Linked DNA regions of Homo sapiens: all the other regions are linked to region 3. The links are chromatin loops, found by intact Hi-C in ENCODE. Cell type or tissue: K562. All regions are shown on one strand. Each heading gives the region's core, and the rest is flanking DNA. Links, peaks and the distances in the headings are about the cores only. Region 1 has its middle 52 kb from the start of MIR650. Region 2 overlaps RSPH14 (radial spoke head 14 homolog). Region 3 has its middle 8.6 kb from the start of LL22NC03-102D1.18. Region 4 has its middle 12 kb from the start of GGTLC2. Region 5 has its middle 44 kb from the start of ZNF280B.

The links. Peaks named below come from ENCODE experiments on the same cell type or tissue, not always from the same donor. Only the 100,000 strongest peaks of a DNase experiment are listed, where the experiment ranks them.
Region 1: a loop joins it to region 3, with 5 times the contacts of the local background. A loop is called at or near these places in 2 of 110 quality-filtered maps.
Region 2: a loop joins it to region 3, with 2.4 times the contacts of the local background. A loop is called at or near these places in 2 of 110 quality-filtered maps.
Region 4: it touches region 3 in a loop (2.4-fold over the local background); 2 of 110 quality-filtered maps call a loop at or near these places.
Region 5: it touches region 3 in a loop (6-fold over the local background); 4 of 110 quality-filtered maps call a loop at or near these places.

The regions. Positions count from the first base shown.
Region 1 is chr22:22,767,505-22,773,953 of GRCh38, reverse strand. It overlaps IGL and IGLV3-12. Among named protein-coding and RNA genes, the nearest start is that of MIR650, 52 kb to the left of the region's middle. RefSeq lists a silencer at 3,399-3,565. In K562, for the core only: CTCF peaks have their summits at 1,209 and 3,585 (motif pointing left); a DNase peak (open chromatin) is centred at 3,553; H3K27me3 peaks cover 1,511 bases.
Region 2 is chr22:23,117,596-23,122,595 of GRCh38, reverse strand. The region is part of intron 4 of RSPH14 (radial spoke head 14 homolog); the gene reads left to right. The region is part of intron 2 of GNAZ (G protein subunit alpha z); the gene reads right to left. Among named protein-coding and RNA genes, the nearest start is that of RSPH14, 22 kb to the left of the region's middle. RefSeq lists an enhancer at 83-584. In K562, for the core only: CTCF peaks have their summits at 1,353 and 2,813 (motif pointing right); DNase peaks (open chromatin) are centred at 1,988, 3,040, 3,384, 4,562 and 3 weaker places; H3K27me3 peaks cover 4,809 bases.
Region 3 is chr22:22,717,009-22,723,457 of GRCh38, reverse strand. It overlaps IGL and IGLV3-19. Among named protein-coding and RNA genes, the nearest start is that of LL22NC03-102D1.18, 8.6 kb to the right of the region's middle. In K562, for the core only: no CTCF peak of the experiment used is centred there; DNase peaks (open chromatin) are centred at 1,277, 2,917, 3,157, 5,527 and 3 weaker places; H3K27me3 peaks cover 1,060 bases.
Region 4 is chr22:22,652,904-22,659,352 of GRCh38, reverse strand. It overlaps IGL and the pseudogene LOC129026. Among named protein-coding and RNA genes, the nearest start is that of GGTLC2, 12 kb to the right of the region's middle. In K562, for the core only: no CTCF peak of the experiment used is centred there; DNase peaks (open chromatin) are centred at 1,880, 2,791 and 3,515; H3K27me3 peaks cover 2,418 bases.
Region 5 is chr22:22,461,494-22,467,942 of GRCh38, reverse strand. It overlaps IGL. Among named protein-coding and RNA genes, the nearest start is that of ZNF280B, 44 kb to the left of the region's middle. In K562, for the core only: CTCF peaks have their summits at 2,838, 3,695 (motif pointing left) and 4,607 (motif pointing right); DNase peaks (open chromatin) are centred at 3,682, 4,274 and 4,602; H3K27me3 peaks cover 1,773 bases.

The sequences.
Region 1 (6,449 bases), core at 767-5,766, 50 kb before region 3:
CAGTATGACACGATCCTCCTGTGACCCCTAGTGTCTGGTCACCACATTAAATATAAAAATATAAGACAAATAAAATTGGATAAATAGTATATTTTATTTATGTCAATAAAGCAAAATACTATCATTTTCACATGTTAACATGAAATTATGAGATGAATTACATAGATTTTCATGGCTATTGTTACTGTTATTTTTCTGGAGATCAATGATTTGGGTTGGGGTTGTAGAAAGGGGTGACATTTGGAGAAGATGTGGAAGGCGGAGATGGGCAGTGTCCATCCTGCAGCTCACCCTGTGGGTGCATCTGTGGTCCCTGCGTGGGGCGAGGATGCTCTGCCTGCCCCAGGTTTCCCTGCAGGGAGATCTGACTCCAACTATCTCTCAACCTAGAGCATGTCAGGCTCCCTTTTCATTCCATAAAAATTCAAGGAACCATCAGATTGGCCATTTGAACATGTACTCTGAAAATTTAGGACAGAAACCAGAATTTTCAGTGGATAGTGGACTCCTCGGGTCGCTGACAGCCCATGTTGGGGACAGCTGGCCATCTTAGATGGGGTTCCCTGGAAGGTGACTGCAATGATTTCCATGCACAGAAGATTTGGAAGAGAGTGAGGGAGGCAACAGTGGGCAGAAGGAGACCCTGACTCATAATGGGGTTGCCACTGAGGCCTCAGGTGTCCGTCCACACAGGGAGCTCTGGAGCTGGGAGGCCCTTCATTCAGTGGCATCTTACATTAAGGCAGGGACTTGAGATCTTGGTTGATTAAACCAAAACCATCTGAGAAAGGACATAAACTTGAGGAAGCTTTCTGCAACCAACAGCGCTTCCCATTGTGGGCACAGCTCTGAGCTGCTGGGCTTCTCAGCAGTGCTAGGTGGGTCACATTGAAGAGGGGACCTGGGCAGACTTCACAGTGTCCCCTCCTCTGGTTTGGTCTGTTGGGAATCACAGACTGCCACACAGCCTGGGGGCCAGGACCTCAGCAGGGTTGGTTCTGGGGACTGAGCCAGATAGCTGGTCTAAGGACTGGCCTCATCCCCACCCCATTACCATCCAGGGGTAAGACAGAGGACAGAGGTTGCTTCTGTCTGTCTTTCCACCCAGGCCCTCATTCTCTAACTCACACGACAGCCCCAAGTCATTAGATGATTCTGGTCCTTCCAGGCCATGTGTATGCCTGATGTATGCTCTATAGAGACTCCTGGAGGGGGCTGGAGGGAAGGGCGGCCTGGGAGGCTCAGATCCAGGTGAACTGGACCAGATTCACTCATGGCTCTATCCATAGGCCTCCCGGGGCTGGAGCAAGAGGGTGACCGAGGCTGGGAGGGTGTTTTTGTCTCACTTCCCCATCTGCCTGTGTCACCGTGGGATGATCACTACTACTGTCCCACACCTGACAGTAATAGTCAGCCTCATCCCCAGCCTCGATCCTGCTGATGGTTAGGGTGGCGGTGTTCCCTGGGTTGGAGCCAGAGAATCGCTCAGGGATCCCTGAGGGCCGGTTGCTATCGCTATAGATGACCAGCACAGGGTCCTGGCCTGGCTTTTGCTGGTACCAGTGCACAGCTTTACTTCCAATGTTGTTTCCCCCACAGGTGATCCTGGCCATCTGTGCTGTGGCCACTGACACTGAGTGTGGCTGAGTCAGCTCATAGGAGGTCGCAGAGCCTGCAAAGATTAAAAAAAAAAAAAAAGGAGAGGATGGCTTTTAGGTAAAAGATCCGTATGAAATCCCCTGCCCTGCTGTCCTGGAAAAGCTTCAGAGAGTCTGTGAACCCTCAGGGTATCCCCTGCAATCAGCCCTAGCCCCAGTGGCCCATGGACTTTCCCTCTGCATGGAGCCTTTGAACTGAAAACCCAGTACTCTCTCCTGGCAGGTGCAGCCCCTCAGGCTCTCACAAGCCTCTGAGCAGAGTTTGAGGGGACTTCAGCTCCGCCAGTCCCTCACCCTGCAGCAGGGTCATGAGCATCCTGCCCACCACAGGCAGGGCCCTCCTGAGCTCATAGTCATGGCCACACTGGACCCAGAGCCCTGGGGATGGGCAGGTTGGTGATACCCTGGGCAGAGCACCTGTGCAGTGAGCGAGGAGGCTGAGGAGGAGAGGGGTCCAGGCCATGGCTGAGGCACTGCTGATGCTGCTTCCTGAGGCCCAGGCTAGGCAGGTTCCTCCCAGACCTCTCTTATCCCCTTGCTGGAGAGAACAGCCCATGATGCAAACCAGCAGAGTCAGGGGTTGCTGCTGGAGGAGCTTTGTGGTTTCCAGAGAAGGGCTCAGTCCCAAGGGACACAGAGAGAGAGAGAAAAGGGGTGACCACTGCTTGCCCACCCCCTCAGCCCATGGGATTCTCCTCCACCCACTGGTCCCATGGTCTGAGTTCACATCTTTACCCAGATTGTGCCCACTTTTGCCCCTGGGCTGAGTTGGTCATGGAAAAACTCAGAGCTGAGTTTCTCTGTATTTTCTAGGGGATATAAAGTCCTTCCTATGGGATAGTGGTTGGCCCTGTTCAAGAGGTTACCAGAGTCACAGTGGTGATGGGGGAATTATCTGGGGTCCACAGTCCCCTCCTCCATTCCATCCTGGCTCAGGAGGGAGGTGGTTAACTTTCTTCTGCTTCTCTAGAAATGTCCTGGTCATAAATATTTTATGTCAGACATGAGATGTTTGGTATAGGCCTAAATTCATTTTGAAGACACAATCCAGAACCCAATGCAGGGACCTTTTACTTCCCACTCTACAGGGGACAGCACAAGCCTTGCACCAGTACAGGCCCCACCCCAGGGCACAGCCCCTCAGTGCTAGAGGAGAATGCAATTCTTGGTTGCCAAGTGCACACAGAGTTTTGGAAGATCCATGGGATGTGATAAGTTTCTACTTGGCTGTGAGTTCTAATGCCAGGTCATAGGTGCTGTGCCTCAGTATCCCCAGGGTGCTGTCAGGGCCAGGGACACATCAGGAGGTGAAGGAAATGTTGGCTTTGTGAGAGAATGAGAGGGGGCTGCAAACTCCAAGACCCTGGAGGTGAATGTTTATTATAACTAAGTTGTCTTCACTTGCTGGGAAAATATATCAATGGATAAAAACTTAAGTCAACAAAAGATTAAGGAGCAAGTATTTTGTGCCTCATAAGGAAATCAAGAGCTGTGATTTGGCAGGTTCCCCAGGACAGTGTTGGGAAAGACTGGGGACAGTGGACGTGGAGGAGTGGCCAGGGAAGGAGAAGCCCCTGTGTCTGCAGGACGAGCTACCAGAGAAAAGGGCAGGGAGGTGGGACACGCGTGACTACAGAATGGAATGGCATGTGTGACAGTGAGATGGGGGCCAGGGCAATGAGAAGAGGCAAATTGTCTGAATCTGTATCAGAAAAATAAGCACCATTTCCAAGAGTCAAATCTGAGAGACAGGAGGTCAGAAGAATTTAAACATCAGTGTCAATGACAAATATTCTAAGAAAAGAGGAACCTCTTTCCCTCCAGGTCTCAGGTCATGGTCACTGACCCTCCCTGCATGTCAGCATCTCCCTGATGCCCAGCTCCACCCCCTTTCCAGGGATTTTTGCCAGGTTACTCTCTGCTGCCCCCAGGTGGCCACTCTACACTGTCAGCTGGAGGCTCAGGGGCCTCCTGGGTTCAGGTGTAGCTTCAGAATCTGCTGCTCAGGTCCCTGATTCCTTGATTCATGGACTGTTGACTTCAGAGAAGAAATTTCTCTTCTGTTTGTGGCCCCTTCCTGCCTCAAACCTGGGCACGAGGTGCTCAGATTCCTGATGGAAATACAAACACTCACATGTGGAGAAGGAGGTGACAGTGCCCTCCTGAGGCTCCCTGCACGTCTGTGTGGTGGGTGGTCTTGAAGGGGGACTGGAGCTTGGTACTGAGAGATGCAGGACTCAGGGGTGGCTTTGATTGGTTCTGGATACAAATACAGGGCCAATGTGCACTGGTGGTGACTCCTGCAATACAACAGAGACAGAAGCTCATTCACCCAACAAATATTCACCCTGACCCACTCTGTCCTGGCAAGAATGCATTTTAGGAATTCAGCATGAGGAAGACACAGTCCTTGCTCTGAGGAGTTTCCTGTCCTGTTGCTGGATCAGTGCAGTAGGCAGATTGGGTTTACAGACCCAGCAGATACTCCCTACCACCTTCTACTTGTGTGTCATCCCCTCTATTCACTTGAAAGTCAGGCAAATTTCCAGTTTCTTCTAGCCAGCAGTGACCATGTAGCCCAGCGTTGGTCCATAGGATGTAAGAGTCAGATGGCTGAGATTCTTCTCAGGAAACTTTTCCTCTTATGAAGGAAGGACTAGATTGGGTTTGTGCTTTGCTTTTTCTCTTGAACTTGGGTGTGATAGCTGGAGCTGCAGCAGCCATGCTGAGGTCTTACATCAACAACAATGAAAACAAAGTCAACATCTCATTGAAAGGGAATGGAGAGGTAGAAATATTTGAGCTTCCTATGGAACTGGAGAGCATCTGGAAAACAACCACCAAGCACGTGCAGACTTATTTTTGTGGAAGAAAATTGGAAGCTCCCTGGTTCCTGCCACATGTGTTCTTGTAGTGAAAAAGCATTTCTGACTGATAATGCAATGATTAATAGAAATAAATCAGTCAAAAGATAACGATAGAAAAAACAAATGTGTAATTGTAAGCTCTATGCAGCTAATCATTGAAAGTTCTGACAGAAGCTGACTGGCTGGCTGCTGTAGCTTCAGTGATTGGAGAAGGCCTCCCTGAAGAAGAGTCTGTGGAGTTCCTTTGAGGAAGGAGTGAAGAGACAAGTGATGGAAGCGTGTGCAGGGAGCTGTGTCTGTGCCCTGCGGAGAAGGGTCTTGGGTGTGTGAGGATCTGAAAGGACAGTGGGAAGCCTGAAGGGGATCTGGGATGTAAACCAGTTCAGGTCAGATGTGACATTTGCCCATAAGTGAAGAATTTGGGGACAGGCAGGATGTGTAGTGTGTGAAATTCACAGGTAATAAATTAGGTGATCTGGGGCAGCATAGCAAACAAAATCACTCTTGACCTCCAGGAAGATGCTACTGTGTGGGGACAGGTGTGGCTTGCAGTAGCCCTACTGCGTGGAAACAGTCCTGCTGCCAACAGTGAACACTGACATCCTGGGGGCTACTTTTTACAAAATTCTTCACAAGTCTTGTCAAAGGATCCTGGTTTAGAAATGCTGGCTGGAGACAGTTGACAATCAAATATGAGCATGAGAAATTTGAGTATTCTTCCCAGCAACAAATTAGCAGATTCAACAGACATTCCTGCAACACTGGAAATGTGTGACCTTGGACCAGACAGGATATCATTGTTAATTAGAGAAGAGAGAGAGAGAGAAAGTTGAGTTGTAGCATATAGAACAGAGAAAGTGGTGCTTAGTACACAATTCTTTGACCAGGTTCCAGCCCTTCCCTAGTTCACCTGGCCCTACGGACACTCAGCGAGTGGTTCCTGGTCCCTCCCCTCTACCCGATGCCAACCATGCAGCCCTGTGGGGACCTAGCCTGCTGCCTGTGTGTCTGGTCCTTAGCCAGCTTTCTGGGGCCCCATGTGGGTGACCCAGCACTGCTTTCCCTGAAGTTCTAGAGAATTGCTGACCCAGGAGCAGATAATTCAGGGAGTGCACTTGACAAGGAAAGGAAGGGCCTGTGAGAGGGACTGACAATTCCAAGGTCTCTGGGGAAGGAAGAAAGAAGAGCGAGATCAGAGAAGTTTTAGACCCATAATGATGAGCTCTTCTGAGTGTCCTGGGACCAGCTTGGGCTTGGGGAGGGGACGTGGGAAAATCCTGAGCCAAATTTTTGAGGCCCTGATGCAAACAGCTTCCCCTCGTCAGTTCCTCCAGCTGCCTGTCGGGAGCGCTGCTCTACCTCGACGTGGAGCCAGTCAGGGTCTGGGAGGGCAGCCAACTCCATGCACTCATTGGCTGATTGCAGCCCAAAGTAAAAGACTCCAGATTTTAATCAAACATTGGCCTTTTAATGATCTTTTAACCTGACAAAATTTTTAATACAATGTTTTAGGTTTAGGAATCCCCCCATAAAAATGATCTATCTAAGTTAATGTTCAATTAGCTCAACTTATAAGTTGAAGATATATTACTACAATGGTATTTCTCAGTGCTTTTTTGAGCAGGGTATCATTTTCTTTTCTGTTTTTTTTTTTTTTCCATTTCCACGAGTTATGGCCATGAATACAAGCCATGAACATTGATACAGGAAGCCTGTGCTTTTCCTATTCAACACATCCCACACCTGACATGCTTACCTTATGTAAGTGTCCTACAGTGAATTTTGAAAAACATTGGCTGAAGCAATAGCCAGAGAAATGTCACCTACGGTATGATTTTACCCAAGAGTCACACAAGGTATTTTCTCATGGAGCAAATAGATGATGCTCACATGCAGGTGACCCTGCACGGGTGTGACTGAGTCA
Region 2 (5,000 bases), core at 1-5,000, 400 kb before region 3:
AAACTCTGATCCTTCCATGTGGTACCATCGGACACTAGGAAGTCTGTGAGGGAGCAGCCTTCACTTCTGTAACCAAAGTCTCCAGTTCTTGAGAGCTGGGAAGGAAACACCAGCCAGAGGCCAGGCTCCTCCCCTGCCCTCCAGCTGTGGGCACTCCCACCAGCTGCTGTGGGGCATCTGGCACCGCCTCTCTGCCGAGGCAGGACCCTGGCATCCTGGACAGAGCTCTCAGTACATGCAGAGGACAGGAGTGTGGTGGGCCAGGAAGAGGCAGTGACCACAACGGAGTGTGGCGCCTGTCCGCTCCTCAATTCTCTTCTGAGAATCTTCGATGTGTTATAGCCAGGGGTCTGGGCTTTTAAGAAGCATGATGCTCTTGTCTGACTCCCCAGTTCACCACTTCCCTGCAAAATGAATAAATTCTAACTTCTAAAAGGAGTAACTACCTGGAATTTGCTGCTGGCAAAAGCTACCCCTGCTTCTAAGATAAACTCAATGAGCAAAATATCAAAAATCTGGAACCAATCTGGCTTAGATCTGATGCTTTGGATTTAAGAACTTTTCTGGCCAGGCGCCGTGGCTCACACCTGTAATCCCAGCACTTTAGGAGGCTGAGGCAGGTGGATCACAAGGTCAGGAGTTCAAGACCAGCCTGGCCAACACAGTGAAACTTCATCTCTACTAAAAATAAAACAACAACAACAAAATTAGCTGGGCATGGTGGCAGACACCTGTAATCCCAGCTCCTTGGGAGGCTGGGGCAGGAGAATCACTTGAACCCGGGAGGTGGAGGTTGCAGTGAGCCGAGATCATGCCACTGCACTCCAGTCTGGGCGACGCAGCGAGACTCTGTCTCAAAAAAAAAAAAAAAAAAAGGAACTTTTCTGACTAGACTACATCACCAGTGACCGTGGTAATGCAAGTGGTAACTGCAGCTGGTAGTGATGACTCAGGCACGAAGCAACAGCATCACCAATGACTGCAGTGACAATGACGCTGGTAACCACAGCTGGACACGAGCTGCCAGTCTGTTCTCACATCTGCCCACTCCTGTTTTACAGATGAAGAAACTGAGGCACAGAGAGGCAGGATATGTGCTCCAAGCCCCACAACCAGGTGCTCTGGCTTGCTGCTCCTACAGGGTGGGCCCAAAGGAGGCTGCCTGAGGGCAGGGGTGCCCAGGAGGATGCTGCATAGAAACCCTGCTCTCCAGAGCCCCTGAGTTCTCTGAGGAACAGCTCTGGCAGCATCTGTGCAGAGAAAGGAAGGATACCCAGAGGTACCCGTCATTACCCTGGAACCCTGCACTCCACCTGGAAGACTGTTTTTCCAAACCAATCTTGCTCTTTCTTTAGAATGAGCTTCGGAATAACAGGAGTCCTGAGGAGTGAGCAGCCTCAGGTCTGGGGATGGGGGTGCTGGCCTTTCTGCAGAGACAAGCAACACACAAGATCTCATCCCCAGCAGAGCAGAGAGGAGCCAGCGCCTCCGCAGTGAACCTGGCTGCACATTCCCAAATGTGAGATAAGTGGTGGTCTAGGAATGTCACATTCTGCTGAGGGAGTAATTAGCTCTAATGGATTCCTGGAAGCCACATCATAGAGGACTGTGGTAACAGAGCTGTCATTTCTCATAGAAATGATGCTGTAATTGGGGGCTATGCTTCTGACCCCAAATTTTGCATCAGTTAAATAACAGATATGACCATTAGCACGTATTATTAATTTACTGAGCAAACACTTGCTGAGCGCGCCCTGAGTCCACATCAGCTCTCATGCCAGGTGATGGAGCTTGAGGTGGGAGTCCTGGGGCTGCAGGAATAGAGCCAGGCAGGGATGGCAGGGTCCTTTTGGGGTAGGGGGCTTCCTCCGGGGTTGGGAAGGGCGTGATCTGGCCACCAGCAGGGTATGGACCTGGGGGTTCAAGGGTGAGGGGACAAGCACAGAGTGGGTGCTAGGCCTGGGTCTGCCTCTCTGAGCCCTGATGGGTCACTTGGGGATGACAGTTGAGATGGTTTTAATACCCAGCTTAGCCCATCACCTCCTGGGCAGGCAGTGGAATTTAGGTAAGAGGAGGAGCAGGAGGGCCACCTCACTGATGCGGAAACAGTTCACGTGTACTGGTCATCTGAAGCCTCAGATCTAAACCAGACTGGTCCTCTGCAGGGCACCTGTGTGTAGGGAGAGCTCAGCTGGCAGCAGTGGGAGGGGCCGATAGACCACGTGGACCCCCTCTCTCCAAGGCCAAGGCAGCCACTCTTCTTGTCCAACGCCATGAAACACTCCTGACTGTGGCCCCCGTGAGTCCTGGGGTGAGTCAAGCTGTCCCAATGCACTAGGAGCCCCTTCCATGGTGTCTAAACTGCTTCCCTGCTGATGCCTCTCAGTGGACCTTGGGGACCCTGGACACCTCTTTGAGCCTCCTGTTCCTGACTTAGAGGTCATGGAAACTCAGGTACTTATCTCACAAGGCAGCTGGAGGTGGGCACGGTGCCTCACAGTACACTCTTATCAGGATTCCGCCACTGCGGCAGCCTCATCAGGACAGACAAACATCTCCCGAGTGTGGGCCCTTCCCTCAGCTCAGGCCCCTGCTTGTGCCCAGGACTCCCCTTGCTTTGCAGGCATTTCAGGCTCAGGCTTCCTGGTTTCCTCTATTCCTTGAGACAAACCATGGGAACCACACTGACTAATATTTAGTGGGCACCGAGGAGATGATGGGCCTCAAATAATAACAAAATCTCTGTGTAGACGCCTGGTTTCCTGGTCTTGTTTCTTGGCTGGGCCCTGTCTGGCAGGAGTCAGGAAAGCCTGCAGGAGGCACCAACCACATACCTCACTTCCGGGCTCAGACAGGAAGCTTCAGAGCGTGGGAAGCACCTGAGCTTGCCGCCTCACTCCATCCCAGCGTCCCTGACGCAGGCTGAGCCTTCACTGCACATGGGCTCCACCCTAGTAGGAGGTGAAGCTTAGGAGATGGTGGGTGCCCATCCTGTAATCTTTATAGAACAGGAAGGCTATAAAGAAGGTCAGAGGGCCCAGCATGGGACAGTGTGGTGCTGGCAGTGTGGTGCTGATGGACCAGCAAGTGAGGCAGGAGCTGCATCGTGGGTTTGTTCCTAGACCAGAGGCCTGCAGCTCTCAGAGATGGGGGACAAGACAGAGCGGGAGGCTGAAGAACCACAGACGGTTACAAAGTCAGGACCCTGACCAGCTGAAGTTGATGAGAGGAGGCCAAACCTAGAGAAGAGCCTCATATTTGGGTCTGAAAGATCAACTGCAGAGGAGGCAGTGGGGAAAGGTGTTGCCAGGCCAGAAGCCCAGTCTTGTCCTCTGACCTAGTGCCCAGCCTGGGCCCTGGTGCTTGCCTGGTGACCTCGGGAGCCTGTGTCACAGCGGTGCCTGCACTCTTGCAGCCTGGAGTGCAGACAGGTGGGCAAAGCGGCATCCTGACACTCAAATCACCACCACTGAAAACAGAGCCGTCTATTTGAAGCTGTAGCTCTGGAAACTGTGACTCAAGCATGCATATGGGAAGCAAGAAGCCCCAGCATGCCTTCTGCTGGCCTCCAGGGCCTGGCCTCATAGCCCTCTGACCTGTCCATGCTCTGCTCACCCTGCAAAACATGACTGGCTGTGCCTCCTGCACCCATCTGGCCTTTGTGGGCTCCCCTGGGTCCTCCTGCCCTTGGTGGATGTGGCTCTGTTCTCCTTCCTGGCCTGGCCTGGCCTGCATGGGGTTTTGCCCTCCCTGGCCTGGCAGGGTTAAACATTGTCCTGCTGCAGCCCACCTGTGGGCCACTGGGGTAGAGCTGGATGCAGCTTTGGAGTCATGTGGCCCTGCCCCATGGTAGTGCATCACCCCCTTGTCCTGCAGTGACTTCCTCCATCAGCCTGACAGACCCTGGATTCAGAGGAGCTGCCTCTGCCAACCATGACCCCATGGCAAGGGGGAGGGCTCCTCACTTCACATATGGGGCCCAAGGCCTCAAGAGGGGCTGACTCCCCAGGGTGCAGTTGAGAGCCTGGTATTTTCCAACTGCCACAGTGTCCTGTTCTGGCAAGAAGCCCTCCTTGCCTTCACCTCTATGGCTGCCAAGGCAGCCGCGGGGGGTGGGGCGGGGCGGGGAAGAGGGAGGCAGAAACACACCACCATTCACTGCTGTGATGCCAGCCCAGGGCTCCAGTGCCCATCCTGCTCTCTCCAGGGCCTGCTTACCAGCAAGATGGCGCCTTCTAGGAGGCTGGGGTTTGTCTGCACATTTATTTATATAAATAACACGGAGCAGACAGTTCCTGTGAGAAGCTTGTGCAATGGTGGGAATCTCACTGCTTGGCGTCGGGGAATGGTGAGGTGATTTGTAACCAGGCCTTCAGCCACCAGGCAGCTGGATGCAGTCCCTGGGGTGGTGTGGAAGTCATTTCCTGGCCATTTGTGAGAAGAGAGCTCCTGCTCAGACAGGTCCAAATAGACTTGCCATTGTGGAAGGGACTCTGCCCCAGGCCGTGGCTTTCTCACTACAGCAGGGGAGCTGACAGCCCATCCCTAAGGGGCTTCCAGCTTGCTGGCCTGCGGGTCTGGGGTATTTCCCCTGAACGTGGCTGCCAGACTGCTGGCCAGACCAGGTCCGGCACCTGGAAGGACATTCCCAGGTCAGCGGCCGGGGCAAGGTAGGGAGTGGAGAGGAGCCTGCGCCTGGTTAGTTGTGGGGGTGGTGAGGCCTCTCACTCCTGATTCTCCACCAAGGTTCTCCTGGTGACACAAAGGGGCAGATGTCCCTGGCCATGAACACAGGGTCTGGGGTTTACTCACTGCCGGTGCATGCTGCACCTTGGACAAGTCATTTCCTTTCTCTGGGCCTCAGTTTCCTCATCTGTACAATGCTGGGACTGTTGTGAGAAGGCACAAAGGTGCTGACACGGGAAGAACCCCAAGCTGCTGGGCCTTGCCCTGTGGCTACCACTGGCACCCCAGTGGGCCCTCTCCACGCCACACCCACT
Region 3 (6,449 bases), core at 663-5,662:
GTAACTCCACTGATTTAGGCTTGCATTACTTCTAATAAGAAATCAACTATTACCTGGGGATGGTTACTGGGTAAGAAAAAACTAGTTAGAAATAATCAATAAGGCCTACTATTTGACAGCACAACAGGATGACTATAGTCAATAACAACTTAACTGTACATTTTATAAAGCTAAAAGAGTGTAATTGAATAGTTTATACTACAAAGGATAAGTGCTTGAGTGAATGAATACCGAATTTTCCATAATGTGGCTATTTCACATTGCATGCCTGTTTTGAAACATCTCGTGTACCCAATAAAAATATATGCCTACTATGAAGCCACTAAAATTAAAAAAATTTTTAAAAACCAAATTTGTTCTTGTCATTTTGTTGTTCACCTGTATCTCTCTCTCTCCCTTTCTCTCTTTCTCTCTCTCTCTCTATCTCTCTCTCTCTCTCTCTGTGTGTGTGTGTGTGTGTGTGTGTGTCTTTGGGACATGTTAAACTTTTTGGAATAGGAGGTTTCTAGTTTTCACAAAATTTGGGAAATTTTGGTCATTGTTCCTTTAAATTGTTTTTCTGCCTTTTCTCTTCCCTGTCCAATCTTACCTCCTTTAATGACTTTCATTATACCAATTTAGGCAGTTGAAGATGTCCTAAAACTCACTGATACTCTGTTTACGCTTTTGTGCTTCGTCTTGAATAGCTGCCATTGCCATATCTTCAAGTTCACTCATCTATTCTTTCACAGAATCCAATCTGCAATCAGTCTCATTCAGTGTATTTTTTATTGCAGACATATTATGGATCATTTATAAGAGTATAACTTGCGTCTGTCTTTATATGTTTTATGTATCCACTTAATATGATTTTTCAATCTTATATCCTCAAGAACAAGTAGAATAGAATAGAGTTATAAGAATTTCTTTCATATCCTTGCCTACAAGGTCTATCATGTGTGCAATTTTATTGCCATTTGGGATTGATTCACTTCTCTGTTTGATATAGCATATATTTTCTGGTTACCTTGCAGGAAATATTGACAGGATGAAGGCATTGTGCATTTTTCCTGCTGGGTTGAGAATTCTTTTGCAGTTCATTCTCTATTTCTGTCTTTTATTGTTGAATTCAGTAAAGTTACTTTACTGTTCAGAAAAACAGTTTGAGTTTTCTGTTTGCTTTTACACTTTCATAGTTGAGACCTGAGCAGCATTTTGTCTAGGGTGACTTTTTCCCCAGTACTGAGGCAAAGCTCTTCTGATGAGTCAACCTCATGCCCTGTAAGTCAGGCCTTTCCTCTGTGACTGTAGTGTGTGAGTGTCTGTGAGTGCGTGGGTGGGTGTGTGTGGGAGTGAGCTCTGTGAGGTGTTCCCTCAAGAGTCTTTGCGTGGTTCTTTTCTCTTTCGGAGGTGTTTCTTTACACACAAGTGCTCATCAGTTCATGTATATTTGCAGACCTCAGAGTTCTCTGCATGTGCAACTGCCTCCTCTTTGATACTCTTCCAACTAGACTGTTTTTGTTCATTTCTAAACAATTTTTGAGATCCCTGGAATCCTACTCTAAGAGGCAGGATTCCATGCAGTAGGGTTTCATGACATACTGTCAGGAAAGAAGTGTGGGAGGCGTGACTGGGAATGTGTTACAACTGACTGCTCAGCTAGAAGGCATTTCAAGGTCATTCTAAATTAAAATATGGCTTTGGGATTAAGGCATCAGGTAGTTATTGCTCCTGAACTACATTCTGAAGGAGGCACATCTTTGCATGAAGCCGTTCTTTGCACTCAAAGGCATTTTTTGGTGGGGAATTGCTGTGTGAAGCTGGGATGCCAAGGGATGCCACAGTGCTCACTAGAAAAGACTTTCCTGTTCAGAACATCAGGATGCATGGAGCTGGGGCTTGAGGGTCTCAGTTAAACATGGGGAGTTCAGACCAATAATCCAGGGCATTTGGGCCACAAAGTACAGGCATTGTGTTAGATCCAGTCACCACACAAGAGGAACTCCAGGGATCATGACCACTCAACAGCTGCCCATCTCCTTCTTGTGGTCCTTCCATTCAGGTCATCTTGAGGCAAGGCACACTCAGTCTAAACAACAGCAGAACAGCCTGGTCCTTCAAGCCTCACATCATCCTGACCCACCTTCTGCAGAGCCTACCTGGAGGAATGGAGGGAAAGGCAGCCTGGAGGTCTCAGATGCAGGTGAACTGGGCCAGCCCTGTTTATGGCTTTGTTCACAGTCCTGCTGGGGCTGGAGAGAGAGGATGACACAGATAGTGAAGGGGTTTCTGTCTCACTTCCCCATCTGTCTGTGTCAATGTGAGATGGTTACCACTGCTGTCCCGGGAGTTACAGTAATAGTCAGCCTCATCTTCCGCCTGAGCCCCAGTGATGGTCAAGGAAGCTGTGTTTCCTGAGCTGGAGCCAGAGAATCGGTCTGGGATCCCTGAGGGCCGGTTGTTTTTACCATAGATGACAAGTACAGGGGCCTGTCCTGGCTTCTGCTGGTACCAGCTTGCATAATAGCTTCTGAGGCTGTCTCCTTGGCATGTGATCCTGACTGTCTGTCCCAAGGCCACAGACACAGCAGGGTCCTGAGTCAGCTCAGAAGAAACCACAGAACCTGCAAAAGAGGACAGAAGAGGTGAGGATAAGGGTTTCACGCCTAGAGTCCCACACCCTACACTACTCCCTGTGTTGAGCCGAAGCTCAGGGCCAGGTTGGCACAGCTAGCATGATAATATGGGGTTGAGCCCTGGGAGGCAGCACCTATGCAAAGAGTGAGGAGAGTGAGCCAGAGAGGGGTCCAGGCCATGGTGGAGACACCCCAGAACTCTGCTTCTGAGCCCACAGCTAAGGAGGAACCTCCAGGCCTCTCTTATCATAGGAAGGGAAGTCTCTTCATGCAAATCTACTTCCTTTATTCTTGTGTCGTCGTTAGGTGGCTCTGGTGAGCAGTGGATGCAAATCTGTTCTCCATTCCCTAAAACATTTGTCCTGGTTCTTGTCTGAGCCCTGAGCCTGATGGCCTTCTCTGAGTAATTTCTCAAGATCAGAAGAAGGGCCAAGTGCATTTTCAGATTTACCCACTAGAAGGGGCCTCATAGGAAGCAACAGTCAGGCTCTTCGCCCTTGAGCATTACTAGGGGCTTGGACTCATTAGGGGCCTCAGACTAAACCTCACAGTGCCCCCTGGTGCACACAGCATGAATGCCATTTTCTGCACATCACTAGATCACTCAGAAGGGCTACTTATGAGTCCATAATACATGCCAGATGCATTAGCGAGAGTTTTACAAGTGTTACCTCAAGAAGACTTTTGTAATATAGAATAGGATGATGGGGAGCCTTGTGCTTCAAGCCCATCTTTATTAGTGAGTGAATATTAGGAGGTTAAATGTTTTTCCCAAGTCCTCCAGACAATAGGGAGTGGAGTCAAGATTCCACCCAGGAGATGCACCTCAGAGCCCGACCTTCCAGCCCCTTCCTGCACCGCCTCCTGCACCCTGCTCCATCTCCTCCTTCTCCCTCATCCAAGGTCTTTGGGGTCCCTCTTGTTTTTGCTAGAGCTCCCACAAGAAGATAGGAAAGAATTAGTGACCGAAATGGCAGAAACATATTTTCTCACAGTTCTGAAGCTGGAAAACCCAAGATAAAGGTGGTAGTGGGTTTGGTTTCCCCTGAGGACTCTCTCCTTGGCTTGCAGGTTGCTACCTCCTTGCTGAATCCTCACCTGGTCTTTTCTCTGCACGCTCACCTCTGGTGCCTCATTTCTGTGTGTGCAAATTTCTTCTTCCTAGGAGGACATCAGTCCAATTTGAGAAGAATCCACCCTAATTTTTTCATTTTCACTTAGTCACCTCTTTAAAGACCCTATGCACAATTTCAGTCACATATTGTGTGTTACAGCTTCAATGCATACATTTTGGGGGACTTAATTCAGCCAATAACCCCCCACCCTCTGGACTCCAAAAAACTCATGTCTTTCTCACTTGTAAAAACATTCAACTCATTCCAACAGCGCAAGTCCTAAACTAACTCAGCACCTACTCTAAGACCCAACTCTCATTTAGATATCACCCAAATCAAGTGTGGGTGATTATCCAGGATGATTCATCCTGAGGGTTTAAAGGAAAACAATTTGGGGGGTTTCCTCTCCAGTCTCCTGTTATCATCCAGGTTCCAGAAAAGTAAACTCCTACTTCAATAAGATTGAAATAAAAAAGTGAGTCAACATCAGCAACATTTTTGAGTCAGATGTGAAAAATTCACATCTGTGCACTTTTAAAATAATTTAGAGTATAGAATAATTTAAATGCCATAAAATTGAATTTTGTGATCAGTAGCCATGGGCTATCTCTGACAGCATTTGGAAAAGAGCTATAGTTGATACAGAAAATATAACCCAAAAAACAAGAGTTGTTTTTAGAGCAGAATATTTCCAAGTTAACTAAGATAAATCGTACACAGAAATAATATAATCCAAAGAAAATTAATTTCTTGTAGGCATATTAAATTACTAAATCCAATTTTAGCATTGAGCATCAACATTTTGGTATGCATATAAAGCCACCTCTCAATGGTTATATAAAAGGGCAGTTGTTTCCTACTTCATGTTACAGTTTATTTGTGGCTTAATGGTGCTTTGATAGTCAGAGAGAAGGTGCTCCAGAAGATGCTTCCTTTACCTAAAAGAGGGAAAATATTCTTTTACATAAAACGATAATTTGCAGGATAACATATTTCCACTCTCATCATCCCTGTTCTTGTCATGGCAACTTAGTTGGAGGACTTACAGTTAAAATCTCAAACTCAGCCAGGCACGGTAGTTCATGCCTGTAATCCCAGCACTTTGGGAGGCCGAGACGGGTGGATCATGAGGTCAGGAGATTGACACCATCCTGGTCAACATTGTGAAACCATGTCTCTACAAAAAATACAAAAATTAGCCTGGCATGATGGCGAGAGCTTGTAATCCCAGCTACTTGGGAGGCTGAGGCAGGAGAATTTCTTGAACCCGGGAGGTGGATGTTGCAGTGAGCCGCGATTGTGCCACTGCACTCCAGCCTGGCAACAGAGTGAGACTCCATCTCAAAAATAAATAAATAAATAAATAAATTTTAAAAACATCTCAAACTCTCTTCTTTATTCCATTGTTGCATTCTGAGTTTAACGATCTACTTGCTTTATAAAAATTTGCAATACATTTAAAAGTTCAACTTCATTTATCATTTGTTAATGATGCTCAGAACACCAACCATCTTGTGTGTTTTTGGTTTCAGCTACAAGGCTGATTTTAAGACCTTTTTTCTCTCAGCCTACACTGGATCACTCCCGACTTGGTGCAAGCTTCCTTGCCCATTTGCCCCTCCCTCTGCCTCTAATTTTTCACCTCGGAGGAATCTCTATTCCTGATATACTGAAGCTCTCACAAAACAGAGCAAATGGATGAAGATGAAAGTCATGAGCTTGTGACACAGGGCTGTCTTGAGCAGACACAAGATCCAATCAAACACATGGTACAGGTAGGTTCTTATCCAAAGAAAGACCTCAGGCCCCTAGAGGAGGTGAATTACAGTGTCCCTCACAAAGAGATCTCCACATAGAACATATGCGGGTGCAATGTTCAAACTTCAAATAACCCTAGAAACCAGAGACCGTTAAACCACATCCTGTGGGACATCCCTGGCCTGCCACCAATTTTTTTAATGGCCCCAGAACTGATAGTGGTTTTTATATGTTTTAATGATTACGTTGTAGATGGTGTATCAGAACATACATATTATCCCAACGTTGTCTTGTGCATGGCAAAGACTAAAATACCTCTTACCGAGGCATTGAAGAAACGGTTTACCAAATCCTAAAACATAATGAGCACTGAAATATTTGAGTAAATGCTCAACCTCAAGCAAAATAGGAGAAATCAAAAATAAATGTGTAACAAGATAACTTTGTATATCTGATAGGTTGGCACAAACTTGCACTTTCACCAATGAATTCCAATCAATATTTAGGGCTGGTATTGTAAACTGGTAGAACTGGAGGGGAATATGAAAACAATGGATAAAAGTTAAAAATGCACATCCTTTTGACCCAGCAATTCCACTTCTGGAAATTTATCCTATGGTGATATGCACACATGAACTCAAAGGAGTCTGCACAGGGATGCTTGCTGCAGTGTGATTTGTAAGATCAAAATCATGGTGATAACCATTAGAGGCTGCATGGCTAAAATCCTACTACAGAATACTCTACAGCGTTAGAATGAATGGGCAGTGCTCTATGCCTATGACGCCCCAGGAAAGAATAAGAAATGGTGCAGGTATGGGATGGCCTTTGACAAGGGGGACTGGGACAGGTGCCTTACACTTCACTCTCTCCTTTTCCTCTGAGATTTTCCACATCAGACAAACAGGTTAGGGACAGTGGAAGCCCCTCAGGCTGGGCCTGGCCACCTGCTCTGGCCTCT
Region 4 (6,449 bases), core at 641-5,640, 64 kb after region 3:
ATGGTGATCTTGCATCTTGCAACTTTGCTGAACTCACTTAAATAAGGTTAGGCATCCGGAGATGTCAGAGGGATAGCTTTCGGTCTTCCATTATTGAGTATGAAGTTTGTTGTGGGATTTTTACAAACGCCTTTTATCACACAGAGGTTGTTTCCTTCTACTTCTAGTTTTCTGGGTGCTTTTTTTTTTTCATTTAGAGAAGGTGTTGGATTTTGTTGTTCTATGTTATTTGGAATATGTATTTTCTCTCTTGAGCTATTAATGTTGTATATTCCATTGATTCATTTTCTTATATTGAACCCTCCTTACATTCCTGATATTAATCTCACTTAGTTATATGACATAATCTTTTGAATATGCTGTTGGATTCATGTTGCTGGCACACATTTTGAGGATGTTTGCACCTATATTCACGAGGTATATTGGTCTTTAGTTGTCACATCTTGTAGGGTCTTTAACTGACTTCGGTCAGGGTCATGTTGGGCTCGTTAGGAATAGTTTCTTCCTCTTCTAGTTTTTCAGAGTTTGATAAGAATTGATGCTAATTCTTTAAATGGCTGATATAAAAAACATGGAGGCCATCTGGTCCTGGACTTTCTTTGGCTGGAAGGTTTTAATTATGGATTCAGTCTCTCTGCTTGTGATAGGTTTCCAAAGAGAAGTTACTAACCAAAAATACCATAATGCTGCCTTTTATACTAACCTATGTTGTTGCCTTTAACAGAATTCATTATTTCACAGTGTGACCTCTAATTTCCATCTACTGTCCTTTCATTTTAAAATGCAGGACTCACTTTACCATTGCTTGCCACACATAAACATGTTTCCACTCTGCATGATGAACATTTTTCTGCTGCACACAATGAACACTTTCCTATCTGTGGAATTTTTGCAAAATTTTTCATAAGCCCAGGGTTTGATGGAATCTTCGTCGATAAATGCCAGATCGATCAGAGAGAAGTAAAAATCAAATATAAGGGTTGGAATCTTGAGGATTCTGTTAGTAAACATAATTAAATAACTACTGTAGGTATTTTGGGCAATTGGTGAAATGGGATTATGGAGTGGACAGAAAATTATTGTTAATTTTTTAAGATGGAGTAGAGAGAGGAAGCGAGAATGCTCCCTGGATTGGACTCAACGTACCCCATTGTTGCATCCAGGGAGGGGATATACAGGGTTTCATTACTCAATTCTAATGCTTTTTTGAGTAGAATTATTTCCAAATTAAACTTGCTACTATAGTTTGAATGTGTCCTCTCCAAAATTCAGATGTTGCCAGTGTGGTAGTGTTAAAAGAGATGGCCTTTAAGAGGCAATTAGGGCATGACAGCTCCTCACTCTTGAGAGGATTAAGGCCCTTAGGAAAGAGGCTTCATGCAGCCTTTAGCTTTCTCCAGCCCTTCTGCCTTTGCCACATGAGAATGCAGTATAAAAGCCCTCACCAGGATCTTGGACTGCCCAGCCTCCACAACTGTGAGAAATAACTGTCTGTTCTTTGTAAATCACTCAACCTCAAGTATTCTGTTGTAGCAGCACAAATGAGCTAAGACACTGTACTTTATTTTCAGAATGTAAATTTTTTATGGTAACAAAATATACATAACGTATGCCATTTTAATGATAGTAATGGTAAGTTTTATGGGTCAAATGGACTAGGCCATGAGGTGCCCAGATTGAACACTATTTCTGAGTGTGTCTATGAGGGTGTTTCCAGATGAGATTCATGTTTGAATGCCTGGACTAAGTTAGTACTTTGCCCTCCTCTGTGTGGTTGGCATCATCAAATCTACTGAAGGCGTGGATACAACAAAAGGCACCAGCAGGGAGAATTCCTCCTTTGTGTGTGACTGCATGAGTGGGACCTTGATCCTCTCCTTCCCTTGGACTGAGTCTTAGACCAGTGGCTCCCCTGGTTCTCAAGCCTTGGGGCTTGGACTAATCCATAAAACCGGCCCTACTGGGTCTTCAGCTTACAATGGACAGATCAGGGGACTTCTCAGTCTCCATAAAAATGACAGCTGATTTTTTGTAACAAATGGCACATAAGAGAGGCTAACAACTTATTGGTAGAATAAAGGAATAAAAGCCAAGATAATCTGTAAGAATGCTTTTGTTTGTTTGTTTTGAGACGGAGTCTTGCTCTGTTACCCAGGCAGGAGTGCAGTGGCATGATCTCGGTTCACTGCAACCTTCGCCTCCCAGGTTCAAGTGATTCTCCTGTTTCAGCCTCCCGAGTAGCTGGGATTACAAGCACACGCCACCATGCCCTGCTAATTTTTGTATTTTTAGTAGAGATGGGGTTTCACCATATTGATCAGGCTGGTCTCAAACTCCTGACTTCAGGTAATTCACCCTCCTCAGCCTCCCAAAGTGCTGGTATTACAGGTATGAGCCACTGCTCCCAGCTTTTAACATGAGAGTTATATTTACAATCAGGATGCTTTCTTTACCTCACACAGAGACATGCATTGATAGGTTATTACATGAATTTTTAATTGACTCAATGAATATTTATTAATACCCATGGGAAATAAGGCTGAATGAGACATCGTCTCTCTGCTCATGTGAGACAATTGAACAGACAGGGACAGGTGATAGGGATAATAGCAGAGCAAACAGGACCTGTAGCCAAGCATATAAGATGAGTGTCTTCTGTGGAGAATGGAGGTGGAGGAGGCTTCTTGGTGGAGCTAATTTTGGGGTGTCCCCATAGGAATAGGCAGGCTCTCACTAGACATGCAGGCGGTGGGTGTGGAATTAGGCAGCATCTTCCCCAGAGTGAATGGCAGCTGTCCACATCACCGGTTATCAGCCTTCAGGACAGAAGGTGTCGTGCCCCTGCTGCTGTGGGGCTGAATCACCTGAGACTTTTTGAGGAGAGGTCCTGGGCAAGAGAGAGTCAATGTAGGGCCACCTGTGTCCAATGGCCAGTCAATGCTGACTTTCAAAAAATTGGCCCCTCCCCATCATATATAGAAACTCTGATGGGAGTTCCCAGCCTCGACATCATCAAAGTCCTAAATCACCCTTTCCCAGGCTTATTTTTGTTTTCCCTTTTGCAGTCACACAAGGGAAAACAAAATGTTTCCCTGTGTTCTATGGGAGGGCCTGAAGGACATTCTGTTTAGCAAATCCCTGAAGCATATTCAGGTGACAGAGCACTAGCACCCCGGAGAAGCTCCATAGTCTAGTGCAGATGGTAGGAGCCTCTTCTAGAAGGTACTGCCTGGCATTAATGAGATAACACTATCTGGAATTAACCAGCCAGTGAATGTGCCCAACCATCTTAGGCAAGGTGGACACAGTGAGAACGAGCAATTCAGGGTGGCTGTCCTGTGGTCTGCCTTGCAGAGGGCAATGCAGAGGGTTCATCATTCTTGGCACCAGGAGCTAGGCAGCCACAAAGGGCCCTGCTCATCACAACAGTCAGAAGTCACCCAGGATGGACGAGGGCAGTAGCCACATGACAGCACCAGTCTCAACTTCAGCATCCAGATCCGAGCCAATTTTTCTCACCTAGAACCCACTGCAAAAAGGCATCCCAAAGAAAGTTCCATGGGGCAATGGAAAAGCTGGGGTCAGCAAACCATAGTGACTACCTACGTTTGTACATAAAGTTTCATTAAACAAACCCATATCCCTTCATTTATGTTCAGTCAATGGCTGCTTTCATGCCACAAGTGCAGATCTGAGTCGCTGCAAGACAGACCTTGTGACTCACAAACACTAACATTTATACGACCTGCCTTTTATGTATGTGATGAATTCCGACTCTCTCCCCATTTCACCCCATCAAAAAAGGTAAATAATAATCATGCTTCACCCTTCATTGGGAGTTGCATGTAATAGTGTTACCTTTAAAGGCCTAAAGATTCTCAGGTTGTAGCAGGACTTTATTTCCATCTAATTTCTTGGACTAGCTCCTATAAACATTAAATGGATTCTGGAAGGTGAAAGTAGATTTCTACAACTCCAGTAAGGTCATGGTCCCATCTGCAATGTCGGTGCCAAGTGTAGCATCTGCTACAGCAGAATAACATGGCTGCAGGTGCATAGAATGCAACCCTGATGTGGAAACTGAGATCTCTATTCCTCCCAGAGAGTAGGCTCAGACACATGTGCCTTCATGTGGGATGGAAACAGTATATGTTCACATTTTATGCCCTCAGATTTATTAACTCTCTCTTTCCTGTCATGATATAGTCATGGGGTCTTGGACCACCTGGACACCCAGGAGAACGTGGTTTCACCATGTTGCCCAGGCTGGTCTCCAACTCCTGACTTCAAGTGAGCCACCCCCCTCAGCCTCCCAAAGTGCTGGGATTACAGGTGTGAGCCACCACACCCAGCCAAAAATCACCTTTTTTACAAGGATCAAAAGAGTCATTATGCTGGAGATGACAGACCTCACTGTCACCATGTTCCTTTTGTATGTCTACTAGGCACGGTGCTGGGTCCACACTCGCAGAAAGCTTAGGAGCTCGCACCCAGGGGCTGCGGCTGTAGCAGAATCCCAAGAATAAAACCTGGTGCTGAAAGAGTAGGAGATGAGGCCGGGTGCCATGACTCACTCCTGTAATGCCAGCACTTTGGGAGGCCAAGGCGGGCGAATCAAGAGATAGAGACCATCCTGGCCAACATGGTGAAACCCCGTCTCTACTAAAAATACAAAAATTAGCTGGGCGTGGTGGCTGGCACCTGTAGTCCCAGCTACTCAGGAGGCTGAGGCAGGAGAATCATTTGAACCAACGAAGCAGAGGTTGCAGTGAGCTGAGGTCGCACCACTGCACTCCAGCCTGGTGACAGAGCGAGACACCATCTCAAAAAAAAAAAAAAAGAAAAGCAGGAGACTGAACTCTGGGAGGGCCTCCTGGTGAGAGGTGAGCACAAAGGGGAGAGATGGAGGCAGGAGCATGGGCTTCTGGTGGCCCCAGCAGACCCTGTGGCAGTGTGGCCAGGGTCCTCTGCAGGGAGGAATCTTGGCCAGGATGACACTGTAGCAGGCCTCTTCCTGAGGCCTCCAGCCAGCCCGGCCAGGGTCCCAGCGTCCAGTGACCCCTGTTTCGCAGCAGCAGCTGGGGCCAGCCCCAGGCTCTCTTCCACTCCCAGCTTCTTAAAACAGGAAGTGGAGAGAGTTGTTTGATAAAACACTGGGGGAAAACCACATCCTCTCTTCACCAAGGGAGAGTTCGAGGGGATGCCGGCAGAGGGAGCTTTAGAGTAGAGACCCCTACCCAACCAGTGACCGTCGCGCACACAGCAGGGCATGCTATGGAGACCCCCAGACAGTCACTCGGGGAGACCCAGCAGGTCCAGACTCTTCAGAGATCTGTGGCAGCAGGTCCCCACTCCCAAAAGCCACGTGCCCATGGGTGGTCTCTGGTGCCTGAGACCCCAGTCTCATTTGCATCTTTGCAACTTCGAGTTTAAGTGGGTGTCGCATCTCTGCATGTCCTCCTGAGCAGAGGAGGGGCACAGCCTGGGGTGGCAGCTGGCGTCAAACCCTCAAATCCCCTGAGAGCCACTGGGGAGACTAAGCAGTCCCCAGCCCCCACTTGTCCCTGAGCTGCCATTCTCAGCCCTGTGGGAGGAGACAGAAAGCCCTGAAGAGAAACCAAAGGACCAGGTCAGGAGGGGCTGGAGGGGGGGTGGCATGAGCAATCAGGGCAGGGAAGGATGGACAGATGGGGGAATGGAGGGAAGAAGGAATGAATGAAAAGGTGAATGAATGAGCAAAGAGAGAGAACGGCCACTCCTCCCTTGCTTTAGTTTACAAAGTACTGGGATCCTCCCAACAGCCTGCAAGACAGAATTTCTGGGAAGCAGACCAGGTGGCTGGCAGGGAGGGGAGGCTTGCCCTGGCTTTTGTGGGCCCAATGGGAGGCAGGGGGCAGGAAGGGGCATCCTGTATGTGTCCTCCCTGCAGCGGCAGCAGCACCTTCCTGGAAGAGGGTCAGGAAACACCCGCTGTGGCCCCTCTCCACCACGCCCTCATCCAGGACACCAAGTATCAGTCACTCAGCTCACGAGACCCAGGCCCTGACTCAGGGAGAGAGGATGTGAGGGGTGGGGCACCGGGCTCCTCAGGACTGAGAGACCTGAGATGTGGCCCCGGGCTGGGTGTAGGGGCAGACTGGCTATGGCAGCATTGTGTGTACCCCAGCAGGCCAGTACCCACGCAGGGAGCCTCCAAACCCCTTCACCCATGACCCTGGGAGAAGACCGCAGCCTTGGAGAATTGGCCTCACTGAAGGGGCCTGCACCGGCCAGCAGGGTCAGCCGGGGCCAGACAGGTTCCCACCTGGGATATGCAAATGGGCCTCCTGAATCCTGGAGCCAGGTATGGACTCACACACCACCATTGTCCCCAAGTCCCCATCTGCCCCACGGGCACACCCTGCCACCTGTTCTGTGCAAGGGCCCTGAGGCTGTCTCCTTGCGCTCAA
Region 5 (6,449 bases), core at 891-5,890, 260 kb after region 3:
TGGGCATTTTGGTTGCTTCCACATTTTTGCAGTTGTGAATTGTGCTGCTATAAACGTGTGTGCAAATATCTTTTTTGTATAATGACTTCTTTTCCTCTGGGTAGATACCCAGTAGTGGGATTGCTGGATCAAATGGTAGTTCTATGTTTAGATCTTAAAAAAATCTCCACACTGCTTTCCACAGTGGTTGTACTAGTTTACATTCCCACCAGCAGTGTAGAGGTGTTCCTTTTTCACTGCATCTATGCCATCATCTATTATATGTTAATTATGGCCATTCTTGCAGGTGGTAAGGTGGTATCTCATTGTGGTTTTGATTTGAATTTCCCTGATCATTAGTGATGTTGAGCATTTTTTCATATGTTTCTTGGCCATTTGTATATCATCTTTTGAGAATTATCTACTCATGCCTTTAGCCCACTTTTTGATGAGTTTTTTTTTTCTTTCTAGTTTGTTTGAGTTCTTTGTAGATTCTGGATATATCAGTCCTTTGTCAGATGTATAGAATGTGAAGAATTTTCCCCACTCTGTAGGTTGTCTGTTTACTCTGCTGATGTTCCTTTTGCCATGCAGCTCACCAGTCACTGTCTGTATTCACACATCCATGTTCTGATTCCCAGACACCGATTTCATCATTCTATAAGTGATTATTTTGATTTCTTTAGTTCTTTAGCTCTTTAGTTTAATTAAGCTCTTTTTTTTCTTTAGCTCTTTAGTTTAATTAAGTTCCACCTATTGAACTTTGTTTTTGTTGCATATGCTTTTGGGTTCTTGGTCATGAAATCCTTGCCTAAGCCAATGTCTAGAAGAGTTTTTCTGATGTTATTTTCTATAAGTTTTATAGTTTCAGATTTTATATTTAAGTCCTTGATCCATCTTGAGTTGATTTTTGTATAAGGTGAGAGATGAGGATCCAGTTTCATTCTCCTACATCTAGCTTGCCAATTATCCCAGCGCCATTTGTTGAATAGGGTGTCATTTTCCCACTCTATATTTTTGTTTGCTTTGTTGGATATCACTTGGCTGTAAGTATTTGGGTTTATTTCTGGATTCTCTGTTCTCTTCCATTGGTCTATGTGCCTATTTTTATACCAGTGTCATGCTGTTTTAGTGACTATGACCTTATAGTATAGTTTGAAATCAGGTAGTGTGATGCCTCCAGATTTGTTCTTTTTGCTTAGTCTTGCTTTGGCTATGTGGGCTCTTTTTTGGTTCCATATGAATTTTAGGATTGTTTTTTCTAGTTCTGTGAAGAATGACAAGAGACCATCACTTCTTCAATGTAGCCCACATCTACACTTGTGCTAATTGTAAATGGCCCCTGGATTTCTAGACTTACAAGGTGCTTTAGTAAATAATCTAGAATCAGGTCACTCACTTCCTTCAGACACTGTCTCCTCAAGGAATTCAGAGAGATGCTTCTCATTCAGATGTGGCATGTCACTCCCTGGCTTAAACACCTTCAGTGGCTCCTTGTTGTTTATATAAAACCTGAATCCTGTGGCCCCAGCAGCATGACCTGCACGTTGTGGCCCCTGCACACTCCCATAGCCCATCTCACAGCCCCTCGTCCTTCTGCTGGGACTCCGGCCTCACTCACTTCTTTGTCCTGGGAAACGCTGAGCTCCGGTCCCTTTCATAGCCTCCACCCCAGCTCCTCCTTTGCCTGTTAGGAGAAGATGGGCTTCAACTTGAAGTCAGAATGTAAGCTTACATTTTGTCCACGTTGTTAAAAGCAGATTATATACCACATTGTTAAAATCAGGTTACATACCAATTAAAAGCAGGACATATACCTCTCATCACAGACATGGATTTTTTTAGGCAGTGATTATTATGGAAATTTTTGAGTTATATAAATATGCTGAGAGTTGTCTAATGAATCCTTGGCACCCATCAGCTAGCTTTGACATCATCAGTGTGACTCATCTTGTTTAATCTTTCAACCCTTTTTACCCATCATCTTACTCCATCGCTGGATGATTTTATAGCAAATCACAAACATGATCACTAATGCCAACATTAGTGATCAGCCTTGTTCTCATCCTGGAGCCCAGAGATGCTCAGGAAGGCCTTTTTGGAAAACTGATAGCTTGAGAATCAGTCCTACATCCCTAAAAGTGTATATTGGCTTCTATGGATCAGAGGTTTGGGGACACTTCCTGTTCATTGTTGGTACCAGGACACAATCCCAAGACCCTTATTGCTGCTGCTTCCAGTGCAGGAGATGGTGACTGGTTTAGCCACAGACAGACTGTGCAGGTTACCAAGTGAGTTCTGACTGCCCAGGACCCTGAGAGTCAGGAGAGAGACACAGGGTGAGGGAGGTGGCTCAGTAAGCCAGGGGAGCAAGGAAGAGCCCTGGTCCTCCCAGTGCCATCCCTGCCTCCTTGTCTCCAGCTACTACAGGAGTTATTAATAAATAATTTTTAGGCAGCAAGAAAGGGTGAAAGTTCTTGGTGGAATTTTCTTTTAATAAAAAGCGACCCCCAAACCATTTCTTTGCTAACAGAAAGCGGCTTGAAAAACCAGACTGGCAAGCATTGATACGCAAATGCTGGTGGCTAGAAGCCAGGTCCACCCAATATGGTGGCTTTCGCCCTCTTCTCCTTGTCACCACATGTGCCAGGTGTCACGGCAGCTTCCACATAAAAGCCACATGTGCAGGACATCATGGCAACCTGAATTTTCATATTAAAAGGCTAGGGTGGGAGGGCCAGTTTTTTTACAGGCTGCGTGAATGACACACCTGGTCAAACTCATTCCCTGGGCCCTGTGCAAATCAGACACTGCCTCCTCCAGCCTCCCAATATAACCAGCTGCTGTCCACCACATGTAGGGTTTTCCGTTCGGAGCCCTTCTCCCTCTCTATGGGGGAGCTGTTTTTCTTCTCTCTTGCCTGTTAAACTTTCCACTCCTTAAAACCACTCCACATATGTCCATCCATGTTGCTAATTTTCTCAGAATGAGACAAAAGACCCTGGTGTTTCTCCAGTCATCAGAGCCGTATCCTTTCTGGTGCCTTCACTGGGAATCCAAGGTACAACATTCATCGACGTAGTGATTAGAGGAGTGAACTCAAAGTCTGTTCTGTCATTCAGAGGTTCTTGGTCTCTATTTTAAAATCAAAATCAAATCAATTATGGGCATCCATTGGCCGTCTAAATACGCTTATCATGGCTGTTGTTCTAAAGACTTGAGTGTTAGGCTTGCTGGTCAGAACACGGAGAACCCGCAATACTCACGGGTCTTTGGGAATGTTGGTCATGCTTCAAATCAGTTTCTTTTCATGGGGAAACTTAGCCATCGCGTGAGGCTGGGAAAAGTTCTGAAGCAACTGAGAATTTCTGGCCAGGGCACAGCCTGGTGTTATTCAAAGGTTTCGGGACTGGACCCAGCCTCCAACGGCCTGCTCTGGATGTTGGTAAAGGATCCCTAGCTATCCTGTCGCAGAACCTTCTTCCTTTTTTATCCGTGGTCGTTATGTCTCTTACTCTCTCTGTGTGTCAAATGTGCGGGAATTTTTACAGCGTAGGGAAGTAATCCTGGTAGGCAAGATCAGAAAATGCTGTAGTAACTGGGGAGATAGCTCAGGAAAATGCCATTGCAATCTTCTAGGAACAGAAGTCTTCCTTTGCCCCTCAGTGAGGTTACTCCCTAAAATTCCTCTGGTGAGCACATGGTATTTCTAGGCCAACAGCGCCACCTAGTGGAAATAAAATCCTCTTTATGCGACACATTGCTGATCTCCGCGGTACACCGCAGCTTCTCAATTTTTTTCTTTTTGCACCTTTCTACTGGAAACCAGGATTTATGCTGCTCCTGTGAACGGGAAAATTCTGCTTTTAACTATTAGGAGTAAAATTCCTCTGCAGCCGAATTTGTGCCCCGATACTGTCCCATTAGCAGGAAAGTCGCCATTAGGTCCCCGCGTTCCTTTAAGACACCTGTTCTCTCTCCGATTAAAACAGTACTTAATTAGTAAGGAGATTTTAAGTCTGGAAGTTAACTGGAACCATTTTTCTAAGGGTAAATGCTTTAGCACAGGCCATAATAGCAGGCAATCTAGCACATTCCCTCCATTAAAGGAGCCTTTCCTTCCATATAGTTTCTGCCAAGATCTATTTTTTTGGGGGTGGGGGTGGGGTGAGACACACAGATCACACAAGTCTAGGAAGTCAAAGGGAAATCATAGGCAGAGGACTAGAGCTGCTTGGGGTAGCACGACTAGGCCCACAAGCTTAGTTCCTCTGGTGCCATGGCTTGGAGGGTCACGCTTGCAAACATGGGTGGCACATTTAACAGGGTGCCAGGACCTGGGTGATTCTGGAAATTGAAGGAAAGTAGATGTCCTTCTAAATACTAAAGCCAATCTCTCTCTTTTCTTCTCTCTAATCCAGGCCTCCCCTCTTCTCATAGCATCACCATAAGGAACATCTCAGGAAAAACTCTAGTACAATATTTTTCTCAACCTTAGTTGCAGTTAGGAGGACCTATTTACACATGCTTCCAAGCCATTGTCATGATAGCTTTACAGTTAGAAAAGCCTCCAAATTAATCCTGGGAAAGAACTTAACTGTTTACACCCCACGTAATGTGGCAGGATTACTGTCCTTTAGGGGGCGCTTTTAACTAACAGCCGGTAAAGCAAGAAATACATAAGGCAGGATAAGCAGTAGTCACTCTAAACAACATCTCTCCCCAGACACAAGCACTTAATTAGCTGAACTAATAGCTCTTACGAGAACACTTCAATTAAGCAAGGGAAAGGTAGCCAACATTTACACGGACTCCAAGTATGCTTTCTTAGCTCTCCATACTCATGCTGCCATTTAAAAGGAAAGACATCCTCTTACCACTAATGGATTTCCTGTAAAATATCACCAGAAAATTAGCAGGCTATTATCTTCACTTTTTATGCCGTGAGAAATAGCAGGGATACATTATAGGAACACCAAAAGGCAGCAAATAAAGTAGCCAAAGGAAATAGATTAATCAGGCAGCTAAGTCAAAGGCAAGGAAGCCTCAAGGCATTAACACACTTCAAGCCCCCTTCTAATCTAGGAATGCTCCATAACAGAAATTAAACCTCAGTATTTTCCTGCAGAAACAGAATAGGCCACTTCTCAAGGGTATGCTTTTTATCTCTCAGGATGGCTACAGCCAGAGGATGGCAAACTCCATTTGCCAGCCTCCAGCCAATGGAAAGTTCTTAAAATCCTTCACCAAGCTTTTCACTTAGGAAAGGATAAAATTTGTCAATGTGCTCAGAGACTGTTTTCAGGCAGAAAACCTATAAATTGGTTAAGCATGTAACCTCTCTACCTCACTTCCAACAGAAATTGACACAACTGGCAGAAGCCCAGCCCCAGGAAATAGAACCACCTTTATTTAACCCAGGAAATTTGGTACTAGTGAAAACTCTCACCTCTCTCTCCTTCCCTAAGCCAAGCTGCGAAGGGCCCTACACTGTTCTCTTTCAACCCCCTTGGCAGCAAAAGTTACAGGTGTCAACTTCTGAATACATCACACTCAAGTCAAAGCCTGAATGCCTGAGGGAGCAACCCCTGACAGCCCAGAGGAACGTCCTGAATATCAAAGTGGAGAAATAGAAGATCTTAAGCTGAAAATCATAAAAGATAAGTAACTGAGTGAGGGCTACTCATCCTACTCAGTCCCACTCCTACCTCACCAGATGCTTTTTATTTATTTATTATTTTTGAGACAGAGTCTTGCTCTGTCACCAGGCTGGAGTACAATGGCATGATCTCAGCTCACTGCAACTTCTGCCTCCCGGGTTCAAGTGATTCTTCTGCCTCATCCTCCCTAGTAGCTGGGATTACAGGCATGCACCACCACACCCAGCTATTTATTTTATTTTTTTTTTTTGAGATGGAGGCTTGCTCTGTCGCCCAGGCTGGAGTGCAGTGGCGCGATCTCAGCTCACTGCAAGCTCTGCCTCCCAGGTTCATGCCATTTTCCTGCCTCATCCTCCCGAGCAGCTGGGACTACAGGCGGTCTCGATCTCCTGACCTCATAATCCACCTGTCTCAGCCTCCCAAAATTTTTTTGTATTTTTAGTAGGGATGGGGTTTCACCATGTTGGCCAGGATGGTCTCAGTCTCTTGACCTCGTGATCTGCCCACCTCAGCCTCCCAAGGCGCTGGGATTGCAGGTGTGAGCCACCATGCCCGGCCACTTTTTATTATTTGTACCCCTTCCTCTAAAAATTTGCCACCAAATATTAGAACTTCTTTTTAATGCATATTCGCAGGGAGATTTTGATTATTCATAGAATTGCATTTGTAACCTTGTAGATTCCCAAAGGGAAATGTTATATCTTGGCAAGTAAAGTTTTCAATGGAAATTATTTACTATGCCAGTCTTGTGGGAATTGTTACAGTCACACTACTATTTGCAATAGAACTATACACTATGGCACTCACAAT